2 separate regions of the Mus musculus genome follow, and region 2 is linked to region 1. A link is a loop called in an ENCODE intact Hi-C map of the cell type or tissue named here. Cell type or tissue: left cerebral cortex. All regions are shown on one strand. Each heading gives the region's core, and the rest is flanking DNA. Links, peaks and the distances in the headings are about the cores only.

Region 1 (12,154 bases), core at 2,399-10,398:
GGGTAATTTAAATGATAATTGTGGAGGTCTTCATATATTTGAACAAAAAGGATATTAGTAGGAGAAATTTTATTTGAATAAAATTAAAATATGTAGCCTTTTTATGAACTAAAATAAATTGCTTATTGATTTTGACAATGTAGGCTAATCTTTAATATTTATATTGCTTTAATAGAAGATATTTTCTAGTTACAAAGCAAAGAGAACTAAATTTTCCACTAATTTTATTTACTAAGAAAAAATATGAACTCCAAAGAAAATATACAATATACATTTATTTTAAATAATTAAAAATCAAATTAGGTCAGACTTAACCTACCCTTTGGATCCAATGACCTAGCCTTTTTTTTTTTAAGTTATATTTAACTTACATTTGATTGTTTATGTCATTCCAGGGCTAAGGTTTTGTGGATATCTGCTATTTTCTTTCACTATAACTACAGTAAAGACAGAAAAATGATGGACTTGTGAATGGTTTCAAACATAAGTAATTTTAGTTGCTATGATGGAGAGGAAAGATGCTGCTCTGGTAGACCAGGTGTCTGAGTCTTTGAGAGCTGAGAAGCAGTCATTAACAAGATGTAGTGACTAGCTTCAGTGGAATCCCCATAGTCTAGTAGGAAGAATTTTGGACAATCGACTGTTACACTAGGGTTTGGGTTGCTACTCTGTTAGACATGTCCACATTTCTTACATGGTCCCATTTCTTACAAGATAGGGAAAATATGCCTACCATAACTGTCGGTCTTTATTTTAAGAAAATGTTTTGAAAGTACATTATAACAGTGATATGTACTATAAATGATCTTTACCAATCTACTCTGGAGGTCTGTTTCCCCTACCCACCCACTCCCCCTTTTTGGCCCTGGCGTTCCCCTGTACTGGGGCATATAAAGTTTGCAAGTCCAATGGGCCTCTCTTTGCAGTGATGGCCGACTAGGCCATCTTTTGATACATATGCAGCTAGAGACAAGAGCTCCGGGGTACTGCTTAGTTCATATTGTTGTTCCACCTATAGGGTTGCAGTTCCCATTAGCTCCTTGGGTAATTTCTCTAGCTCCTCCATTGGGGGCCGTGTGACCCATCCAATAGCTGACTGTGATCATCCACTTCTGTGTTTGCTAGGCCCCGGCATAGTCTCACAAGAGAGAGCTATATCTGGGTCCTTTCAGCAAAATCTTGCTAGTGTATGCAATGGTGTCAGCATTTGGAAGCTGATTATGGGATGGATCCCTGCATATGGCAATCACTAGATGGTCCATCCTTTCGTCACAGCTCCAAATTTTGTTTCTGTAACTCCTTCCATGGGTGTTTTGTTCCCATTTCTAAGAAAGGGTAAAGTGTCCACACTTTGGTCTTTGTTCTTCTTGAATTTCATGCGTTTGGCAAGTTGTATCTTATATCTTGGGTATCCTAAGTTTCTGGGCTAATATCCACTTATCAGTGAGTACATATTGTGCGAGTTCCTTTGTGATTGGGTTACCTCACTCAGGATGATACCCTCCAGGTCCATCCATTTGCCTAGGAATTTCATAAATTCATTTTTTAATAGCTGACTAGTATTCCATTGTGTAAATGTACCACATTTTCTGTATCCATTCCTCTGTTGAGGGGCATCTAGGTTCTTTCCAGCTTCTGGCTATTATAAACAAGGCTGTTATGAACATAGTGGAGCATGTGTCCTTCTTACCGGTTGGGACATCTTCTGGATATATGCCCAGGAGAGGTATTGTGGGATCCTCCGGTAGTACTATGTCCAATTTTCTGAGGAACCGCCAGACTGATTTCCAGAGTGGTTGTACAAGCTTGAAATACAGTTAATCAAACTTGGTCTTTGATCCAGCTATCAACTTGAAAATTGTAAGTCATTATTTATTATCAGTGCTGCTAAACGTGCAGGGCTGTTTGTCCCTCACCCATATGCTAACTAGCCTTTCATTCTGTTCTCTTTCTCCCTTCTTCTATGCCCCTGCTTGGTTCTTTAGGAATTTGAGTCAGCTGTGCCCTGTGGAGGCTTGTCTGTGGACAGACACAGTATCCCCAGCTCTGTCCTAGCTTGAGTTAGCAAGGATTGTCCCATTGGACTAAAATAATATGAGAAGTTCACTAACGTTCTCCTCTTGATTCTCAGTGACCGTTTCTCAGGTGGACCTATGAAGAAACAGACTAAGTTTGTGCAAATGTTTCGCCAGTATTACTTTTTTCTTTCCCCAATATGTATATTGCAAGGCCAGGGCCAAAATGTGGGAGTGGGTGGGTAGGGGAGCAGGGGAGGTGGGGGAGGGTATGGGGAACTTTTGGGATAGCATTGGAAACGTAAATGAGGAAAATACCTAATAAAAATATTAAAAAAGGAAAAAATGTATATTGCAAGACATTTAGCTTCATAGCTCATTTCACCCCCAGTTCCTACCAGGTGACTTTGCCCATGACATGTGCCAGCTGGGAAACAAGCACAAATCCACGTGGACAAATAGAATTCACCTTTGATCAACCTTCCAGCCTTTTTGTTCCACTCAACTTTAAACCTCAGGCTGTAGTCTTCTTTCTTTCTGGAATATTTAAGTTTACTGAAAACATAAGAAAGCAATATTGAAAAACCTGAAAATATTTAAAAGATTAGTTTTTATCTTAATATATAAACTCCAAAGGTTTATTGCATATTTTCTTTAAAAGCTTTTTCCTTGAACATTATAGTATGTATGCATTTTTATTTTTAAATCTCTTCTTTCAGGTTTTGAGATTTTAATTACATCATTTCTCCCTTCCCATTTCCTCCCTCTAAACCCCTCCCACGGATGTAGCCTTTAGCTTCTTAAAAGAGGGGGAAGGCAAGCAGCAAGGACGCTGGGCCATGAGGGTGACACTGTTTGTGGGTTTGTGGTAGGGACTTGTCATTTGTTTCCAACCTAAATTTGGGCTTGACTCATGATAAATTAAAATTACTTGAACAAAAGGTAGGAGGGGGTTTAAGTAAAATATAACTGTGAGATAAAACAAAATGGAGGGTGTTGTAATATTTTCATTCCTTGGCATAATGAAAAGCCTTGCTCTGCAGTTGGTTTGCACTGTCTTGGAAGTGGCGTCCGCGGTCAACAAAGGACCACTCTCTGAGAGATCTGCAAGGGATTTATCCTTCCCTCTGGCTGAGCCAAGGCAGGCTTGATACACAGTTTTATTTCATATAAATATTCTCATGTTACTGTTTACTTTGGGGGAATATGAGGATCCCACTGACAGGGTACGTGCTCCACGGCCTTGCTTTTAAAGGCATTTATTTGACTCTGGTGTTTGTACTTGCCCAGAGACTTCAGAGAGCAGCCTAAAAACTTGTTTGATAAGCATCCAGACCATATTTGTAGAGAATGATGTCCCTGGGGGCAAGAAATGCTTATTGTTTTAAGCCAGCCCGCACATGGCTTCCAAGAAGCCCATTTTTCATAGGTAACTTCAATCTCTTATTTCTCAGGGGTGTAAGACGTCGTCCTAGATAGCATGGCTTGGGTGTAGATCAGATTGCCCTTGGGTGACACTCTCTCAGCTTCTTTGTTGCTGATCAAGATATTTTGAGACAAAATTGCTTTTCATGAACTAAGATGTGAGAAACAGACCTAAACATGGGACAGAACTCTTTCTCTGTGTTGTCAGTGTGCATGTTACCAACCTGCTGTCTCTCAGCTTCCATATTCTGTTTATATGAGTCCTGGACTCTGTAAAGCACCATTTTTAGTTTGAGTGGTGGAAAGTGAAATATGAGGCAGGAAGGTGCAGTCTGGGAAGGGAAGGGAGAGCTGCTCTTATTCATGTAACCTCTATCTCTGGAAGTGTCACCTCACCACCTCTACAGTGTTCATCTTGATAGTGGACATTGTGTTGTTTTTTGTTGTTTTGTTTTGTTTTTGATGCTTTCAAAACTGGTTTCACGATGACCCCTTGAAGCCTTGGCATGACCTGAGTATTGTCGGTTGCTCCATGTCAGTGAGTTGCTTCTTGAAGTGTCTAGGCCAGCAGTTCTCAACCTGTGGGTCGTGACCTCTTTGTGGCAGCTAACAACCCTTTCATAAGGGGTTGCCAAAGGCCATCAGAAAATACAGATTTTTACAGAACAATAGCAAAGTTACTTATGAAATAGCAAAGAAACCAATTTTATAGTTGGGGGAGGGGTCAGCACAACATGAGGAATTGTAATAAAGGGTTGTAGTATTAGGAAGGTTGAGAACCATGGCTCTAGGCTTTGAGAAACTGGGCTCCTCTCTTGACTTCCAAGCACCTGTGCTGCAGTCCCAGAGGTGGTGCTATTTGTGTTGGTTTGTTGGTTTTCGTAGGTTTCTAATCTTTACCAGCTTTCAAGGTCCTCGCTTCTGAAACACTATGCCTTCCATTTCCTTGGTTGGGTCCACACTAGATCCTGTACAAACCCCTCTCACAGGTCATCAGGCAAAGGTGGTGTTTCCCCATGCAACCAAGGGCTCGGTGTTGATACTAACTCATTTTCTTCTCATTTGTACTTTACTCGCTTAGCTTGTGGTTTTTGTATTAACAGATTATATATTCTCTTTGACATTTATAGTTTTGTTTCCATTTAGAGAGTTGTTGGGGAATAAGAATGGATAATGTAATAAAAACCATAGAGAGTTTGTCAGTGCATCCCTTTCCTTTCCTTTCCTTTCCTTTCCTTTCCTTTCCTTTCCTTTCCTTTCCTTTCCTTTCCTTTCCTTTCCTTTCCTTTCCTTTCCTTTCCTTCCCTTCCCTTCCCTTCCCTTCCCTTCCCTTCCCTTCCCTTCCCTTCCCTTCCCTTCCCTTCCCTTCCCTTCCCTTCCCTTCCCTTCCCTTCCCTTCTCGTTCCTTCCCTTTCCTTTTTCTTTTTGCATAGCAGCTTGTGGCTCAAGATGCAAACTTCTCCCTTTTGAAGAATGAATGTTCTCTTAGTCCTATAATACTTACTTGTCGTTCTTTCCTAGCCCTCTTCCTCGGCTGGGCAGGTGATGTTTATTAACTGTGCTAGGTCCCTATCATTTCACTGCATAGACACATCTGCAGCCAGTTAGTTTTCTGACCTCATAGGCACTAAAATGTCCTTGAAGGCTAACTGCTTTAGAAAAAGTGGGGTTGGCGTGGTCCAGCAATGGCACATGGTTACATAAAACTATCATCTCTAGTAAACACAAAGGGTTTCTGGAAAGTGATGAATGCTGTTCTCTATATATGTTTAGATTCATGTTCATTTTCCTTCATAATGTCTACCCTAATATTTTGCAAGAATGTGACGAAGGTAAATACCCAGATAAGAGATACAAGAAGCCTTGTGTGCATGTTTTGGCATCACTATTTAATCTGACTTGTGGAATGTCAACCAAGACTCTGCTGATATTATATCATATGGTTTTTCTCAACACGTCCCCTGACGTAGATGACCCCAAGTTCCCCAATTCTGTTGAATCAGTGTTAACTCTCTCCTGTCATATCTCCTGTTATGCAAGGTCATAACTCAGTCTTAACCCTAGGCAATGCTCTTGAACCTAAGCTAGGACTCCAGATTCCTTCTCCTTCATCTGGTCAGCCTTTGCCTCTGGTGTCCTGTGATGCAGTTAAAATCTCTGTGTATGTTTAGTGAGTTAGCCTGTTCCTCCTTTAGCAGTTTTATAGGAGGACCACACTCCTAGATGCTGAGAATTTCTTCAGAAGTCCCCTCTGGATCTGTCCTTCCTGAGGCGGTTGCACTCTGAGGCATTGCCCAAGTAGTCCTTTCTGTACCTGGGAGATGTGTTGGCATCCAGTTTTGTGACCCCCCTCCTTGGACTGTCTGTGCATCCTGTGCAGGCCCGAGCACAGCCCTGTTTTCTCAACGAGGGACGCAAAGGACAAGCCCACAGCACCAGGTGCCGCCCAACTGAACTTCCGCCGAGTTGACTAATAAACTTAATTGGAAAAAAATCTGAAATCAGTCCCGCCACTCTGAAAAACCAAGTCAGCCCCAGGACTCCGAAGTTCCTCAGCAGTGTCTAAATCACGGAGTAAAACCACCACCAGGTGGGGCCAAAACTGCAGTTACGACCAGGGCTGATCTGGATCTGTAGCCCAGACTCCTGGCTGGCTCACCCTGCAGATACTTAGTCACTTAGTTTGGTTTGAATTCACCTCCCCACATTCTGCGCAATTACAGATTTGGGCTCTGACATGCTGAATTGTGGCAGGGGTTTGTTGACCTACTCTTGTTTGTTTTGCTGGCTAGACTGTAAGGTCCCTGAGGATAAAACGTCATTTCCAAGTGTTTACTGAACATGTACTGTCTTTCAGTGGGAGCAGAGTAACCATTTAGGATAAGGACATGTAAGCCACAGGTGCCTTTACTTACACAAAAACCCTGTAGGGTGCCGTGTTCACAGGCTGTCTATGCACACAACTGTATACTTTTGTAAAGTCTGCTAAAGAAAGATGTTCTGGGCACAGATGGTTGAAACCGCCCACTGTCTTTTCCTACCTCTTTTTGTTTTCTTTTGTTTTATGGCTTTGGTATGGCAACAGCCAAGGCCAGCATCTTGGGTTTGTAACCAGTATACCACCTGTGTCCTGCACCTGTATGTGGCTCAATACTCTGGTGTTCCTGTCATGAGACCCGGAAGGCCTTAAAGGAAAACAACTCAGTTTCCATTGAACTGGGCTCTACTGGTGGTGCACGTGGCTCTTGGAATGTCGCTGAACATTTTAGGAGACATATAAGGGGAAGCTCTGCTGACTGTAATTACGACCAGTAGGGTATAGTTATGCAGCTCAGAGTCTCTTCCACATGGAGTTAAGTTCTTACCAGCTCTTCTAGTTAAAAACAAAATGGATTCCAGGAATTCTCCATAGCTCCCCCAGAGGTGAGATGCTCAAAGCAGAGTTGAAACGCTTCACAAATGCACTAGAATTGGGCAAGACAGGGAGAAGGATCAAGACTAAAGACAGATGAAGTCAGGGCTGGTTTGTGGAATTTTTAGTTCAGAAGCATGAGTCTGTAAGTAAAGGGTGGATCTCTTAGCTGTCTGTCCCCACTCCATCGGGAGCCTGAACTACAGAACATCTGAGCTGCTATGGGCTCACAGTTACAAATACAGAGGCATATTCAGCATTATTCAGTTCACCATGATGATCGTGTGGAGTAGAATTTACCAGAACTTCTGGTTTTGGCAAACCTGTCTCTGGGAAAACCAGCGAGGACAAGCAACAAGGGTGGGAAGCTGTGCTTTAGTTTTGCATCCCAAACACTAACAGCTAGTCCAGGCACTCAGGAGCAAGAGCCAGGCAACTATCTGTGAGTTCAAGACCAGCCAGGGCTATAGTGAGACCCTATCTCACGAAAAGAAAAGGAACAACACTGACCAACCAAGAGCAGGTGTCTCCCTCCTGACTGTCTAGAAGGAAAGATGAACGAGCTTTGCAGTCTCTTAAAATGACAACGGGAAAGTAGGAAAGGATAGCCCTGGGAAGTGCAACTCAAGCGTGTCACTGAAAAACACATGCAGAAAGGGACGAAGAGATCAGTTTCATTATTTTGAAAGACAATTTAAGCCCTGGTACCATTCTCAGGTTTTAAGTGTGATTGCTTGAAGTAAGTCACTGGCTGCCAATCCTCATTACCTGGGACACACATCTCACACAGGTGTCTATCTACTCACACACAAATTAATAAATTCCAAAAAAGTGTAATTTCTCATGATTTACTCCTAAGCTCATTTTCAAGCAAAGTTTAGGGCAGTTTGCCTTACAGTTTATGCTCAGAGTTGTACAAGCTTCAGGTGTAACAGAGCTGGGTCTGACCTGTGTGCACAATGAGTACATGACACACACACCCCCTGAGTCCTGGCAGCATGCCTCCAAGGCAGGTGTGGTTATCACCCTGCAGATGCAGCAGCTGAGGTCAGGGAAATTCAGGGGTCCCCTTGATAAACTGCTTGTAAGTCACATGACCAGCGTCTGGCTCAGTCTGTCCTTCCTAATGTGCTGAGTCAGTGACTGCTCCTGTAAACGATGGCAAGGCCATTTCCCCTGAAATGTCCCCTATGAGCAAACAGGTTAGGTGATAGGTTCCACCATGCCTGGCCTCTCTTCCCTTGTCTGTATGCCTTTTATTTAACTTCTGAAGTGCACACTGTCCTTACACACATCTATTCCATTTACAGCCTCAGGATTCCGTGAGTGTTCAGTGAGTTCATTTTCATAGGCTAGTAACTCTGAGAGGCACTCAGAGCAGCTTCTTAACTTAAACACTTTCTTTGGCTGGGCAGAGGGAAAGTCTGGGGACTGTGGAAAGTGGGGCTCATCATTAGCAACCAGGAGTATTAGGACCATGCAATTGACAACATAGCCTGATGCCCTGGATCTCACACTTCACAAGAATTCCCTGGTAGCTACGGCAAGGATCAGATGCCCCGGGGGAGGAGTATTCATGCCATCAATGTACTGGTTTCCTAGGTTCCTATTATCATAAACCAAATCGTCTTAAAATGGGTGCACACCTGTGTTCGATTTCCCTTGGAATGTTCAACCGAATTCTCGTTTACTCCGCATTTCAGATGAGATTTTCTGGATGACACCATCTGGGAAATGTCACTTTGATTAAAGTAAATATTCAGCACAGTTCACACCGGGAGCCTATTTGAGTTTCCCTAAGTAGCCACATCTTACAGAAGCAGAAAGGAACTGGCTCTTTGGGTTGAACTTAAGAGTGATACATTCCATGGTTCAGTGTCTGTCGAATGGCAGTGTGTGGCCCACTCAGCTCTAAAGCATTTTCTCTGTTTTCCTTTTCTTCCCATTGGCCCTTTTGGTTCTAGTTTATTTTGACACCAAGAAGAAAATATATAAAAATAAAACAAAATAAAAAAAAAAACCCTTCGGCTTTATGATTGCCAAGTTTTTCTTTCAAACTAAGAAAAGAAACCAGTTGTTGAAAACTGTGATGAATGGTGCCCTTTGTTTTATTTTCAATGTAGCACGAGGGCACTGCTGTTGGAACTGAGCCAAATTCTGAAGCAGGCGAGAACATAGGACCAGAAGGAGGCCTAGTGATCTAGGTTGGTGTGTAGTGATTTCATCTTAGCTGTTCCAAGTGTCCCTTGTAAGACCTCCCATAGCCCCACCCCTTGTAAAATGCCCCATAGACCCTACCCTTGTAAGACCCCCCCCCCATAGACTCACCCCTTGTAAGACTCCATAGGCCTACCCCTTGTAAAAATCCCCATAGGCTTGCCTTTTGTAAGACCCGCCCCAGATCCCCCCTTGTAAGACCTTCCCCCCCCCCCCCCGCCAGGCTTGCCCCCTCTACCTTTCACTCATCCCCTGGGTTTTCAGTGCTCGCTACTGAGGATGCCATCTATTTGTAAGGAAATGCTATTGCTATGACATGAGGCTTTCAGTATTTAAGTTGTGGTTTTCTTTGCTTCCACAGCTCCTGACTGTCTGTGGGATCATGTTTGGTTGAAGGAGACAGTCAGTTGCTAATGTGTAAGCAGACCCTGAGATTGTCAACATCATTTCTTCTTTATTGTTGTTCTGTCACCAAGTGGTTTGGGGCAACCAGAGGGCAGAGACTAAGTTTCTTGTTTTGTAAGTCACCCTCAGAGAAGCCCCTGCCATCTCTCATGGCCACCCACACACTGCAATTATGAGGAAGGGGTGGGTGAGAAGTGTCATGCCTGACTTTAACAGAAGGGAAGGAAATGTCTCCAGTGCCTTAAAAGCATCTACATTTCTTACAAAACAGAAGTAAAACTTGTTCCTAGGAAGTAGGTGACTGGTTACCCAGAACCTGTAGCAAATCCCCAGCAGCAGTTCTCTGAAGACTTTCTGCAGCTTGGCTGGGTAGATCATTTATTCTTCAGGAACTGGTTATAAGGTTTCTCTCCCAATTCAACTAGGTGCTCTTGAAAAGAGATGGTTTTATTCTCCGGGCCTAGTCTATTGCTGGTCTGGAAAAAAAATCTTCATTGAATAAATTAAGGTATAGATAGAAATTCAGAGTCCAAGCATTGGGTCGGCACTGGATGACTCTCCTTGAGGCCTGGATAATTTAATCACTTATCAAGTGACTTGAAGTTTTGTGACACGAAGCTGGGCTATGTTTCTGAAGCACTGTTCAAGGAAAGAACTGTTTGGAATTCCCAGGGAACAGAAAGTCTGGCTTCATAGTATCTGTGAAGCTGGAGAAAGTAGTGGAGACATCAGAATTCCTCATGAAGACAGACGTGAAATGCCTTGGGTTTTGAGCACCTCACTTCCTACGGAGACATCTGTGGGGGCAAAGTGTTAGTTTGAGCCCCTCCTGCCTCTTCTTCCTGTTATCCTTAACTCCCAAATCCAGGCTGTCGTTTAAATGCCCCAATCCGCTTGTAAACTCTTCAAGCAAAAATTATGCCAGGTTCTGTGGCTACCAGATTGGAGCTGTTTCTCTCCTTGCTTCATTCAGTTAATTGAGCTGTGCTGGAAGCCTCGGTAATTTATTCTATGGAGCTTTCTGTGCAAACAATTTCAGGAAGAAGGAGAGACTTCCTCGAATCTCTCAGACACTTGAGATGCAGCATTATGTATTGGAAACCACCAGTGAGTCCGTGTCCTCCAATGTGATCAATAGAAGACAGAGCCCCCCCCTCCCCCAGCCCTCCCCCCAGCCCGCCAGTTTTTCCTTCACTGAGCTCGGAGCTTGGAGCCTGGAGCTCGGAGCCGGCTCCTTCATTGCCTTTTACGTGTTTACAGTATCTCATTCTTCCCCTGATTCTGGAGTTTCACACCATATGGCCACATCTTTAAGTCATTTTTCAGCTGCTCTATTAAATAGTAAAATGAGATGCAGAACAGATTTCTTTGATTTTAAAATAGCATTTTGGGTGTGTGACTTTTTTGGTAAATATAAAAAGAATTAAGGCACTCAAAAGTATGAGATTTCAGGTATTCCCACCCAGACAGTGTAATATGTTGCTTTCTACTTACTTAGAATAAATGTATGTTTATCTCCTAGAATTTCACCTGCACTACAAATTGATTCATTCTTTCTGAATATAGCAATTCATCTTTACTTAAATAAGGTTCAGCTTCCACCGTTGCTAATGAGCATAGATTGAACATGAAACAGAAAGTACTTCTTCAGAACATTTCAATAGCACACTTTTCATTAGGGACAATTGCATAACTTGTGAGTACACATACCACATATCAATGGTACCCTCACTGCGATAATCATAGCTGCATTTCCACATGTTTTACTCTCTTTTCTGGACTGTTAACGGTGGCCACTTTCTGAGAACCTGCCAAGAAGATAGTTTTAGAACTCACTGTACAGAGTCCAGGGGTGACTGAGGCCATGTGCTCCAGCAGCTTTCGTGCAGTTGACTCTAAGAGGGTTGGACATTTAAAGGGCCTCTTGTTTACAGAACCAAGGAGGGCATTTTGGTAAAGGCTTATTGGTATTTAAACGAGAGACAAAGGAGGAGGACAGGAAGTGCTTAATAAAAGGAACTGCTATACCAGCACAGTTTGCAATATGAGTGAATTTGACATTGATCCAGACTTTAGCTGCAGGGACTGTGTCAATCACAATTAATCAGCTTATGAGTATATGGTTTGAAATCTTCAATTATCCATTAAAACCTGGACATTGACTTGAAGAAATGACTGACCTAGACTTAAAACCAAGTGCACTCAACAAGCAGGTCAATAGTCTCCTAATTGCAATCCAATGTAGTCGATTTTAAGTGGGACACAATTTGTGAGTATTATAAATATAGTTGATATATTTTAATTTCTTTTATGATTCTACTTGCTAGAGAAATATCCTCTAGTTGGCAGCATATCCACTGAATGGGCATATTTTGGTGATTATTAATTTTAAAGTTCAATACTTAATAATTTGGGGGCAATAATGATTCAAAGCATGATTTCTAAATAATTCAGATAAAATTCTGCTTATTCATGAATTATCTAGGCATAAACTTTTGTAGATTTTAAATAACAGCGATTAAACAACAAAAATGTTTCAAATTCTATTTAAAAGTTTAAAATAATAATCACATCTACATTTCCTCTTCCATTCTCTTAAGAACACAGGCTTCTGGAAGGTATAAATGATGTCCATCCACTTGTGTGAAAGTAGTCTTCAACGTCAAAATTAAAGAGAACT
Region 2 (12,154 bases), core at 2,344-10,343, 55 kb after region 1:
AAATAATGTGCAAAAAAAAAAAAAAAAAAAAAAAAAAGAGTCGAAATAATGTTATTCCTCTGATTCGTGACTTCATTGGTTGACTTGGAGAAAGCATGGCACTGTGTGTCAGACCGCCTGGCTCTGCACTAGGCTCCTGTGCTCAGGGTCTCTCTTCATTGCAGGACCCCATTCCTTCCTCTTGCTCAAAGGCTCCCTCAGCTCAGTCAGTTCTCTTTGACAGCTGCCTCCAAATGAGCCCTTTCAGGGGTGCTTTTTCTGACATAGTCATCATATTCAGGGCTGTTTCCTCCCACTGTGCACAGTAGACCCCAGTGCAGCCTGCTAGGATGTGTGCTGTTCATTAATTTTAGAGCTTTTCACGAGAACATGTGCTCCAGAGAGATAGGCCCTGTTCCTCCCCTCTACATACCTTCACCTTAAGCACAGTTGGAGGACAAATTATCCTGATCAGCTACTTACTAACTGGTACCATGGATGTGGCATTGAAATAGATTTTTTTTTTGTGAAGCACAGAGCACAGAGCTTATAGTGAAGTTGGCATATTTGTTACTTTTCTATTGAGATAAATACCATAATCAAGGTAAATTATAGAAGAAAGAGTTTGTTGGGACTACAGCTTCAGAGGGTCAGGGCCTGACTATCAAGGTTGGGAGCATGGCATCAAGAAGGTGGGCATGGTAGTGGAGTAGAAGCTGAGGGCTCACATCCTTATCTGTAAGTAGGAGGCAGAGAGAGAGAGAGAGGAAGAGAGAGAGAGAGAGAGAGAGAGAGAGAGAGAGAGAGAGAGAGAGAGAACTGCAGATGGCATGGGCTTTTGAAACCTCATTGCCCTCCCCCAGTGACACACCTCCTCCAACAAGACCACATTTCCCACCAACCTCTTCTGAAATCTACCAACCGGGGACCAGTTTGAAATATATGAGCCTAAGGACCCCTTCTCATTCAAATTCCCCAGTCTGGATCCTTGTTCAGGATAGCAACCTCACACCTCCTTTTTTCTGACTTTTCCCTGCTTCCTTCTCCGTTGTCAGCTTTGGACAGACCACTCAGCTGCTGAGGTACAAGCTAAGAGGCGCTGCTTTATAATGGAAGGGGGTTTAAGCAACACTCTTTCTTCAGGCCCATAAGGCAAGGGCCACAGTGCTAAGCCTTCCACTTCCTGGAGAAGAATGATGTTTGTGATCAAGGCTTAGAGTTCTCCAGTGAGAGAGCTCATGAGTGTGTATGTGTGTGTCACTTCTTGTCAGTCTCACAGGCCTCACTTTGGATTAGAGGGAAGCCTTTGCTCCATTCAGTCTTTTGACTTCAGTGTAAATAAATCTCATCCCAACTCCATCCTCACAGACACATGGAGAGGATGTCTGGCCATGTCTCCGAACATCACGGCCCAGCCAGGCATCACTGTGTACAAACACTCATTGTTTTGTGGGAAGAAAGAGTTCCAGTTTCCAGTGTGTTCTATTATAAAAAAGAATGGTTCCAAACAAAGAACTGTGGCTGGGCAAGCTGAAGGAGGGGAGGGGGAGGAGGAGACCTCTCAGCCCCAGGGCAGGTTGGCTTGTACAGATATCCTTATCCCGAGTGATGTGGGAAAGGCTGAGAGGACACAGGTGAGAAAGAATCACCAAAAGAAGGATAGAAGAGAAGTCTGTGGGTAGAGGGCAGGCCTTGGGCTCAGCCTGGAGGATGGGGAGTCCCACACTGCTCTGGGATCACAGGCTGCTCCTCATTGCTGTCTGCCTGTCTGTGGACGGTACAACTGCCTCCCCTCCTCCATATTTAGTGGTCCGACTGTGGCTCTCTGCCACTAGGTTTATATGAAGCAATAGATAAATGTCAGCACTTAGAAACTACACAACCTCCTAAACAGCCCCCCTAGACTAATAAACATTAAAAAAAAATCCTGATGTAGGCAGCCTGACAGGCTCATTGGTGGGGGGTGGGGGGGGAGGAGATAAAGTTTCCCTTCAGGACATTTATAATTTACATAATAAAAAGCTTTTCACCTTCCAGTCAAGGGAGCAAAATTAATTACCGTGGCCCTTTTACCTCATAGAACATTTTTTGCTTAAACTGGCAGGAACAATTTGTGAAGTCTTAAATAAGGAGTGAGAGTTGGGCCAGGGTGTGGGTAGATGCTGGGAGGAGTCAGAGGGTTCTGGAATGGTCTGGCAGGGCTGGGCTGAGCTCTGCATTCAGTAAAAATATCTGTGGCCTGACCTGTCCTTTTGGTCCACTCAGCTTGAAATACCTCGCTAATGATAATGGACTCCCACAGTCTGAGGCCCTGTAATCACCCACCCACCCCCTCAGACAGATGTTGAATGGATGGTCACCAGAAGGGTTGTTTCGACCATATCTTTCCGTCATGTCTTGTCCCTTTCTCTTTTGGGCCCCATTTCAAATAACAAATAGGGAACCGGATGTTCCTGTATCCCTGGCTCTGAAAATATACGGGCAGCTTCAAAGTCCCGTGATTAGGGAACCGTATTAGTTATCCATAGAGTCTCTCGTTCGAAATACACCAAGCTCTTTGGAAAGCTGGCAGCACCAGCCCAGTCCCATTAATTCTCACTGTGCTCCTGTGAGGGAAGCAGGTGGCTCTCATTATTTGGGCTATTTTGCAGATGGAGAGAGAGAGGCGGAGGGACGTTAAGTGTGGCAACCACTTCACATGGATGAGCTGGGAACAGAAGTGGCATTGGGCCTTCAAGGTTATAAGGGCTCCTGAGAGTTGGGAAAGATCCATCTGAGTGTCTCTGGAAAACAGGTGGGGGTCATGGAGATGAGCGTGGGAAGCCTAAACCTCCTGCCCTTTATAAGGGAGGAACCATCACTGGTTTCATGTGCATTGCTGATTGGTAGCACTTACAGTAATTGCACAGAATGGCAAAAGGGGGTGGCAAAGGGTGTCGAGGTGAAAAAGACAGCTTGTCTAAGCTTGCTCCCTAATCTTGGATAAACAGAATATTTGCAGACAAATATGGTGGTTGTTTTTATTCCAAGACTCAGAATTTTGGGAAGGCAATGTGTGGCCAGCATTGACTGTAGAGATCTACCCACATCAAGTTTGGCAGGGTCCCTCCCCTTCTCCTTTGGCCTCTGCAGTGCTGATGTGATTGACATTTCGTTAGCTCTCTCTGGATTCTGGTGTCCTCCATGTTGCACAGCATCCCTAGGTACCTGTGACTTTTATTCTCCTGCTCGAGTTGTCATCTTGGAGGCGTACTGCCTCTGTCTGCCATCCTAGACCTAGCCCTGGAAGCCTCTAGCCTTGGTACAATGTAATTTAGGCCTAGAATGGTTTCAGCTCTGAGACTTACTGCTGAATAAGTTCACCCTCTCTTTTTCTTTCTCATCTCTGGCTGACTGGTTAACTCAGCTGTTGACTTGAAACTTCTCTCTGTGCTAACTGACTCAAACTGGCTTCTTTCCGTTCCTACTGAATTGCTCCACTTGGCCTCATGCTAAATCTAGCAATCTGTTCTAATATTCTGGCTCATTCTCTGTCCTCTTCTGTCTTCACTGGTGTATAGCTTGTTCTCTCTTTAACCTGTCTCTGTAAAACTCTGCCTGTAAAATTTCTTCCTCTCTCTCCCTGCACTGCCCCTCAAGTAGCTCCCCTTTCCTCTCTCTCTTCTCGTGAGAATCGGACATAGCCTATTCTGCCAAATCTTTCTCTGATTTGTCACTTTGTCTGCCACTCAATTAGGTATCACTTTTAAACATGGGAGCTTCCTCTATAAACTAACTTTCCAAGTTTGTTGTTTGGAATTAAAGGTGTGTGCTAGAAGCATGCCTGTATTCTAACTAGCAGGATCAAAGGTATGCGCTAAAGGCTGGGCCACACCATAGCTAGAAACACTATCTTTGGATTCACTGTGTGATCAAGTATTCTGCAACACCCCTACTTCTCACTCTCCATGTAATGACAGTCAAAGTTTGGTTAGAGCCAGTTTTGTGGGAGTGAAGGAGCAACAATCAGGGCCTTTTCAATTACTCTGGGAATTCGACTTTTCCCACCTGACTTTTGGTGTACAGACTAGCCAGGGGAAGTTACCAATCTGGGAAGAACTGGAGAATCTAGGGAGTGCTTGAATTGGAAACGAGGTAGATATTGTGGGTCGTTTACTTGTGGCTCTGTTGCTGCTTCTCTGGGGCCAATGAAATGGTCATTTTCCCTAAAAAATACAAAACCTGTGGGCTGTGTGCAATGTCTGCTGGAGTCTGTGGCCAGCTTTCTCAACACTAAAGTTTGGGCCAAAAAAGCAGGTGCCACCCAGAATTGGTAAAAATCAAATGAATCAGCTCATAGAAAGCACTTCACTGTCTAGTGACAGTGAACAGGGGCAAACCTCAGCATTTTAGCCGTAAGGGTTGGAGTATAACCTGGTTTTAATAGCATAGTTTATTTCAGACATGACCTGACTAAACCAAACAGCCAGTTTCATTTGCATGGTGCTATGGTTTGAATGTGGTCTGTCCTCTCTAAATGTAATGTTGAAACTTAATCTCCATTATGAGAAATTAAGAAGTGGGATTAGACAGGTCTTGATTAGGGCTCTGTCATCATGGATGGATTAATGGGTTACTGGGTTAAGGGTTATCTCTGGAGTAGGTGTGCCATGAAAGCCATCTAGGCAAGATCTCTTACCATTTTGATGCTGTGTTGTTTCTGGACTCTGTCAGGCAGAAGGCCACTGCTAAGTATATGTGACCCCTTAACTGTGAACAAAAACCACGAGCTCCTCTTCTTTAGAATTTACCTGGAGTGTGGCATTGTGTTATTAACAATAAAAAATGAAATTTTCTCCTCATTAAGAGAGCAAAATTAATCACCATGACCCTTTTACCTCACAGAACATTTTTTTTTTTATTAAATTGGCTGGAATAATTTGTGAACTCTTAAATGAGGAATGAGAGTGAGATGGGGTGTAGGCAGATGCTGGGGAGAAGGCAAGGCAGCCCCTTGGTTTCTACAAAGTTCTACAATCATCTGGCACGGCTGGGCTGAGCTCTGCATTCAGTAAAAATAACCCGAGGGGAAGAATAATGGTTCAGATATGCCACAGTCTGGTATTGATGGCAGATAACTGGCTAAGTTGATTGCTAAGATGTCATAAACTCTCTGCAAAATGGTCCTCTAGACTTGGCTATCACAATTCCCTTATCTCTGTTGTACTTTACACACATCTGTCACCAGTATGCATCTGCTACAGGGAGAAAACAACGGTAAGGTCTTCTCTCAGGAAGCAGGAAGGCCTTGGCTGAGGAAAATCAGGTCACCATGAGAAGAGCCAAGTGTGGCTCACGTGACAAAAGAATCTCTTTAATTAGGAGGAAAAGTTGAGTTGAGTCTTCATGAAGAAGCCAGTGTTAACCAGGAAGCCTTTCAAAGGGAGGGACAAGCAGGGACTGATATAGCCAGGGAGACTCTGAGTGGACAAGGACCTGGGTGACTTCTGAGGGATAATGAAGGGCTGAGAAAGGCTGCCAGGTCCCAGCTCTTATAAGTTTTCCATTGTGCAAAGACGTCTGGATCTTATCCTGTAAACCAGAGGGCTCTGGAAGCAGCAGAGAGAGGAGACCTTTTTTTCGACCTTCATGCTCACCCAAATACCAGGTCAGCTGGGGATTGAAGGATGGCCACCATAGACGAGGTACAACATACTCCTGGGGGGAGTCTGGTAAATTCTCTTAACGCTGCATGGCCTTTGGCCTTTCAAGCCACTTTCCTTGGTGTTGGGACACATGAAGGCTTTCAGCAAATATGAGAAGGTTTAGAGAACTTGATGCATAAAGGTTGCACTGGGCTAAAGTGCCACTCCCCAGGCAGTATTTAGACAGCAACTGTTCCTTGGGGCTCCTTGGACACGGATGTGAGGAGAGAAGGCTGCAGCTGATTTCCCAGAGGTGGGTGTGCAGGGGAGGAAGCAGGAAGCAGCTGATGCTCCCTCTGCAGTGCCAGTGTCTCCCTGTGGGAAGCCTTCAGTAACAGCTCAGGAAAACCCATGCTCAATTTGGGAGTGAGTTCTGGCTAACATCAGTTTGAACTGGGGTGCAGTGCTAACTCAGCTGCTTGAGTAACTTCAATATTCCTTCTTACACGCAAGCTTCCAATAGCCTTTATAAGGATGACCAAATACAGGAGGGGTGACAAGGTTTTCTTTCCTTGTGGGAAGTATATTTGAAGTACTTTCAGATGGTTTAAACTGAATCAATTAAAAAAAAAAAGACCGTTTTTTTTTTTCTGACCCAATTTCTTCTTTCTTTTTCAAATTCTTGCTTACATTTCAAGAGCTGCTTTGTTCTGTTTTCCAAGTTAAAAATTCATGGAGAAGAGGAGTTTAAGAAAATGAAGACAATGTGAAATTAAATTGCAAGGGTGGGGGCAGGAGGGGGTAGAGATATTAATTAGCAATCTAGAATTAAATTAAACATGAAATAGACATTCCCAGGTCAGGAGGAGGTCTTGGGAAAGGGGAGGAGAATTTGAATGTGTGGATGTTCTTTTCTGTATAAATTTCAAATTGAATTTGGCTTTAGGTTTCTGGCAGCAGAGATGTTGTTCAGAGCACGCTGGAAAATGGAGGCTTCTCGATTCCCACTTTTAGCTCGCACCATTCTGCCGAGACAACTTCTCGCCGGCTTCAGTGAATGGCGGTGAAATGCAAATCATAACGGAGGAGAGCTGGCCTCCGGGGAAAGGGGGTCTTGGATGGTTTCCAAGGTCTGGAACACAGAGGAAAGACATATTTCTTTGTCACACACAGTAGATTCTCCCTGAGGGTTTCAGCGATGGGAAGAAATGATGGGAGGGGGGGTGGGAGTGTGGTGGTGGAACTCATTAGAACGTTCTTCTCTCAGATGAAAAGCCAAACAAAAACAAACCTCAGTGAGTGTGAACACAGGCAAGCTGGAGGCCTTGAGGCCTCTCACAGCACACGCCATACAGCACGGTTATCACCCGGGCTGCCGAGTCGTGGACAGCTCTGTGACCTCCCTCTGTGACCCCTGGGCAGACACGTGTATGGATTTACCATGCAATTTGACCTGGTATAGGAAAGATGTCAAGCAAGCCTGCAATGAAGATTCTGTGTCCAGGAGAATTCAAAAGACATATTCTCAGGCTCAGTTCCTTTGAATATTTAAATCCATGCATATACAGAGGGGGAATTAAATCCACGTGTTTCTGATTTGTCTACACTTAATTCATCAAGTTCTATAAGTTCTATAAGAATCATTTGATATATATATATATATATATATATATATATATATATATATATATATATATCCTTATTTGAAACAGGATGTTGCTTGTGTCCATAACAGCCAAAAAGGAAAATAGAGAAACCTAGAAAATGTCTGAATCTGAACTTACAACCCAGAGTTGTGAGGCAGGGGAAGTAGTGGGAGGCCAGTGAGGAGCACCACAATTTGGCAGAACTGTGAAATAGTCTCCTGCTGTCAGTTATAGAGCTAGGACGATTCTCCCCGTCTGAGTTTCTCAGGAAAAGCTCATGTATAGGACACCATGCGTGCTGGCAGTCTTTGCCACATATCTGCTTGTAATCCTCTGTGGAGTTTTCCCCCACGGTCTCATTCTTGAGTGTTCCGAACTTCACGCAGGTCTTCATTAGGACCAGGGCCCTGTGCAGTAAGAATACAATACATTTCAAAACCAGCTTGGTGCTCCGTAGATAAACTCCAGTGATTTTTTTTTCAAATACAATGTTAACTCTCACACAAAACCAGTTTTTGTGCTGCTTGGCCTGGTACAAGGTGCTGCTCTCCTCTCAGGGCTCCAAGAATGTGGCGTGGATGTTTCTCGTTACCTGTGCAAGAGAGCAGCCAGAGGTGCTTTGCCCGATGTGATGTTCAGATTAGCTCAGCCCTTCACGATTAGACCAAGAGCCGATTCCTTCCTTGGCTGGAAGACCAATCTGAAGAAGCTTCTCTAAGTGGAGATGAACCCTGTTCAAAACCTCCTCCACCCCCACTGCCACCACCGTCGCCATGATAGCTCTGCAAGGGGTGAGTTTCCAAGATGACAAAATGATCCATTAGACTTTCGAGAGAATGCAAGATGAGGGGTGAGGAGCCCTGGGCTCCAGCATCCCTCTCTTGCTTTAACTTAGACCTGTGACACTGACAGTCGTCTACTGGGTTTAATAGAAGAAAGACAAGGTGTTTTATCTTCACACACAGTTGGAAATATGATGAAGGTGATTGCCGGGTTTGGTTGTTTTTTTTTTTTTTTTTTTTTTTTTAGCTTTGACAGATGCGCCTCTCACCCCTGTAAGTTCACATTCCCGCTGCCCACTTGTTTATGTTACTATGTATGTTTTAGACAAAAATACAAGTTGGCTTTTAGACATTTTCAGAAAACACTGCTTTGAACCAGGGATAGAAATTTGATTGAGACTTTCTATAGACAAAAATAAAATAATTACAGGGTGAATTTAGTGCTCTGGCTTTTGAGTTCATGCTTGTAACTCCTACCCAAGGTCCCTGATCAGCATGCAATGTGCATTTCACTGCCATGACCTTTGCTGGTTTTTTTTTTTTTTTTTTTTTTTTTTTTTTGGTCTGAACCAGGCGCGATTGAGTTTTAAGAGATCAGCCAAGAGAGGTCCCTGAGGAGAAGGAAGGGGGAATTGTGTTTGTGTTCTTTCTGCCAATACAGGGCTTACGTAGAAACCAAGAATCTGATGCCTTTGCGCTTGGCACTTTGCTCTCTGGTAACTTCTCTGTCTTCCAGACTCTTGGAAACCTCCCCTTGCTCTTTGCCTTGATAGGATGTGTGTGGATGCCACTGGGCACGGAAGCTCCTGTTGTCTCTCTTCCTCTCAAGCAAGCTTCTGTGGGTAACATGGAGTATTGGTGATGTTATTCATTTAAGAAAATGAGGGGAAAAGATGAGAATGTGGTTGGAACGGAAACCTGTCATTGGGTAGGAAATAGCACACTGTAAAATCTAAAGAGCAGTGTTACAATGAGATAAACAGAAACCCAGCTTGATTAAAAGATATTTAATTATAAGGGCTTATACTAGAATGTAACTTCTATGACGATGGAGACTTTTGCTTTTTTTTTTTTTCAATGTCCCAGCTCCCTGGAACAGTGCCTGGCACATAATAAGCCAATAAATATTCATTGAATGAATGAGTGGAAGGATAAAACCGGGCACAGCCATGGTGTGACAGTCTGTCAGGCAAAGTGGTAGACTGATATGTGGGGAAATAGAGGCAAGAAGGCCTCCACAGCATGCTGTAAAACCTGGAGCCTGGACCTCTGGGTGGCCATGCTGTAACTGTGAGTCTAGGGATGAGGCTAGTGAGGGTAAGTGTGACATCACCAGGACCTCTCATGGAACAAGATGGTATTCTTGTCCTTGATGTATCCAAAGACCTGAGGTTGGGATACCATGGGCAGCTCAAGCCTTTGTGTCTAAAATGGTTGGCTGCTGAAGGTTGCCATATGTTAAGTGAGAGGTATTTCGAGCTTCTCCTTCAGCTCATAAAAGACGGAGTAACAAGAGTGGTGGGCACACTTTGGAAGCCACCATGCTAACTACGGGGTGTGTATTAGTCTTGCCTGATTGCTACGACAGAAACCCACAGACTGGGTGGTGCACCTAGAGACATTCATTCTCTCACCATTCTAGAAGCTGGCAGTCTAGGAGCAAGATATTTATGGGGTTGGTTTTTCCTGAGGACACTTCCTGGCTTACAGATGGGACCTTTTCTTGTCTGTCACAAGAGGCTAACCATCCATGACACTGGGATCTCTTCGTTGTTATTATAACACGGTGATAATGGACTCAGACCTTACCCTGTAGCCTCATCTAACATGAACCACCCTCTAGAGGCCCATTTCTACTAAGGCTATCGATTCAATGTATGAATACTGAGGGGACAGAATTCAGGCCCTAACATGGGATCAGTCTGTCCTCAGGGTAAGTGGAAATGGCAGCATTGGGGGACATGTCTGAAGCCACAGCAATGGTGTTGGTTGTTGAAAATGGAGGCTCTTGTGTGAAGAGGATGTCTTGTCTCTGATCTCTGGCAATTTGAAGTACCATTTACAGATATGAAACTGAAACATCAGGCATGTCACAACACACACACACACACACACACACACACACACACACACACAAAGCTTGAGTCCTGCTTTGTGGTTGATAAGCCTAGCAGCAGGCATGTTGAGTAGGAAAAGAGCCAGCCTATTTCTTTATACAGCTATTTTCAAAGGCTATAGCTGCTCTTGGGCTCTCAAGTTCTTAGGCAAACCACTAAAAATGCAAATTATTTACCAGCCATGTCAGCATTCTTGGGAGGAATTTTTATTACATTCAACATTGAAAGTATCATGCCAGAAATAGGGTTCGAGGGACTCTGGCAAATCTATACCCTTATTTTATTAACACAGCTCTATAGTACCAGAGAAGCTGAAGCTAGCTTAGTGCCTTGAAGCCTGTCAGAGGCAAAAGCACCAGAACCATACAGCACTTGACTTTGTGGAAGCTCCTGGAACCTCGAATGGAGGCTTCTACTTGGTGTCCACGAGGGCTCACCGGGCTCTTATGCTTGCCTTTTTGTGGTCCTCAATTAATTAAATGGATGATATGTTCAATGTCTGCGTCCTCTGGACCTGTTCACAAAAGAGAAAATTGTGTCATCCTATCTCGGGGAGTCAAACCAATATTCCTGAAAGGGGCACACTCCATTTTGCAAGGCAGCTAAGAGTCTGGTCACCTTCTACAAGCCTTTGGGTTTCTTGGAGTCTTTTGAGTGTCTTTGGGGTCAGATCTGGACTTAAGCCAGTTTTGTTCCTAACTGTGCAACCTTCAGCAGCCACTGGGCTCATGACTCCTCTGTTTTCCCCTTGTGTATACCTCAGGGTTGGGCACAGATACATGCTGGCTTTGGAGCGGTCACTGTGGTTATTGTCAACCATGTGACACTCCCCAGTACTGTTACAAACAGCTGGTGTTGACACCCCAGTAACTCCGGGTGACAGACAGCAGAAGGCTGGCTCAGAGATTAGCCTCCAGCTGGCCCTGGAGGTAAACCCTGAAGGTATAGCATAAATAACAGTTCCAATCTTCTTTATAAAATGCTCTCTTATTCCCCCTAAGATCCTGACATTTGGATTTCTGTCAGACCCATTTGTGGTTCTCCATGATCAGCCAGTACTACTGTATAAAGAATTCTCCCTCTACCTTGAAGTAGTGGAGAAAAAGTCTAACTGTGGCCTCTGCACTTGAGTTTTTCTATTTTTTTTTTAAACATTTCATCATATAGGAACCAAGAAAAAGTTTTGAGTAGACATCCCAGCTCTGCATCAATTTCTGAGTGACTAAACATGTTTGTGTTTCCTTTCTGTTGGGTGGAGATGACGGCATCCTTGCATCATAGTCTCATGGTGATCAATGAGCTATTCCGTGAAAGATGCTCCTCTTGCTGCTCACAGCACACAGTAAGCACTCAACAGAGATTATCATGATTAATACCAACGCATATAAGAGAAAATCGCATTACTTTTGACTGCTTTTAGATGAAAAGGAGTGAAATCAAGGAGAGAATCTCAGAACGGAATTTTTCCATACCGACCCATGAACGCAGCAGGCATGGGGTAAGTTCCAAGGACAGAGGTACAGGGAGAGCAGGCTGTGTGTCTCGGTGCACAGAATATCAGGCTGCGCCTAGCCTAACATGACTCCACTTTATAAAGCAACAAATCTGACCCGAATTACTCTCTTTTGAGTGTAAGTGCCAAAAAACAATGACTCTACATCTTGTTTGTGCGCATAAACAGCTACCATCTGCCAACACCAGGAGGCACAAACTGATAAATAATTTATTTGTGCCAATAAATTATGACACCTGAAAATATACCAAGACATATCAGAACCACGTGACATATGAGCCTATTAATCACCCCAGATGGAAACTCCGCACCTGAGACTGAAAGAAGGGCTACCCGTGACCAAAAGAGCAGACACGCCCACCAGTCACCTGGGCAAGTCCTCAGCTGTGTCCAGAAAGTGCTGAAGGCAAAAGTCTTGATCTGTTCTTGGCTACAGCCCAGGTGCAGTTTCTCCTGCCCGTGACACTCAGCCCACTTCAGACTGACCCTTAAG

The links. Hi-C counts contacts between places; a loop is a spot of excess contacts. Peaks named below come from ENCODE experiments on the same cell type or tissue, not always from the same donor. Only the 100,000 strongest peaks of a DNase experiment are listed, where the experiment ranks them.
Region 2: a loop joins it to region 1, with 2.4 times the contacts of the local background. A loop is called at or near these places in 6 of 42 quality-filtered maps.

What each region holds. Positions count from the first base shown.
Region 1 is chr1:57,263,806-57,275,959 of GRCm38, reverse strand. No RefSeq gene overlaps it. Among named protein-coding and RNA genes, the nearest start is that of BC055402, 55 kb to the right of the region's middle. In left cerebral cortex, for the core only: CTCF peaks have their summits at 6,032 (motif pointing right) and 6,786; DNase peaks (open chromatin) are centred at 6,047, 6,422, 9,900 and 10,370; H3K27ac peaks cover 191 bases.
Region 2 is chr1:57,208,292-57,220,445 of GRCm38, reverse strand. BC055402 (cDNA sequence BC055402) reads left to right here and starts at 5,450. Exons shown (of 7, transcript NR_037990.1): 1 at 5,450-5,626; 2 at 6,550-6,733; 3 at 7,807-8,040; 4 at 11,407-11,646. In left cerebral cortex, for the core only: a CTCF peak has its summit at 6,012; DNase peaks (open chromatin) are centred at 5,961, 6,630 and 7,558; H3K27ac peaks cover 177 bases.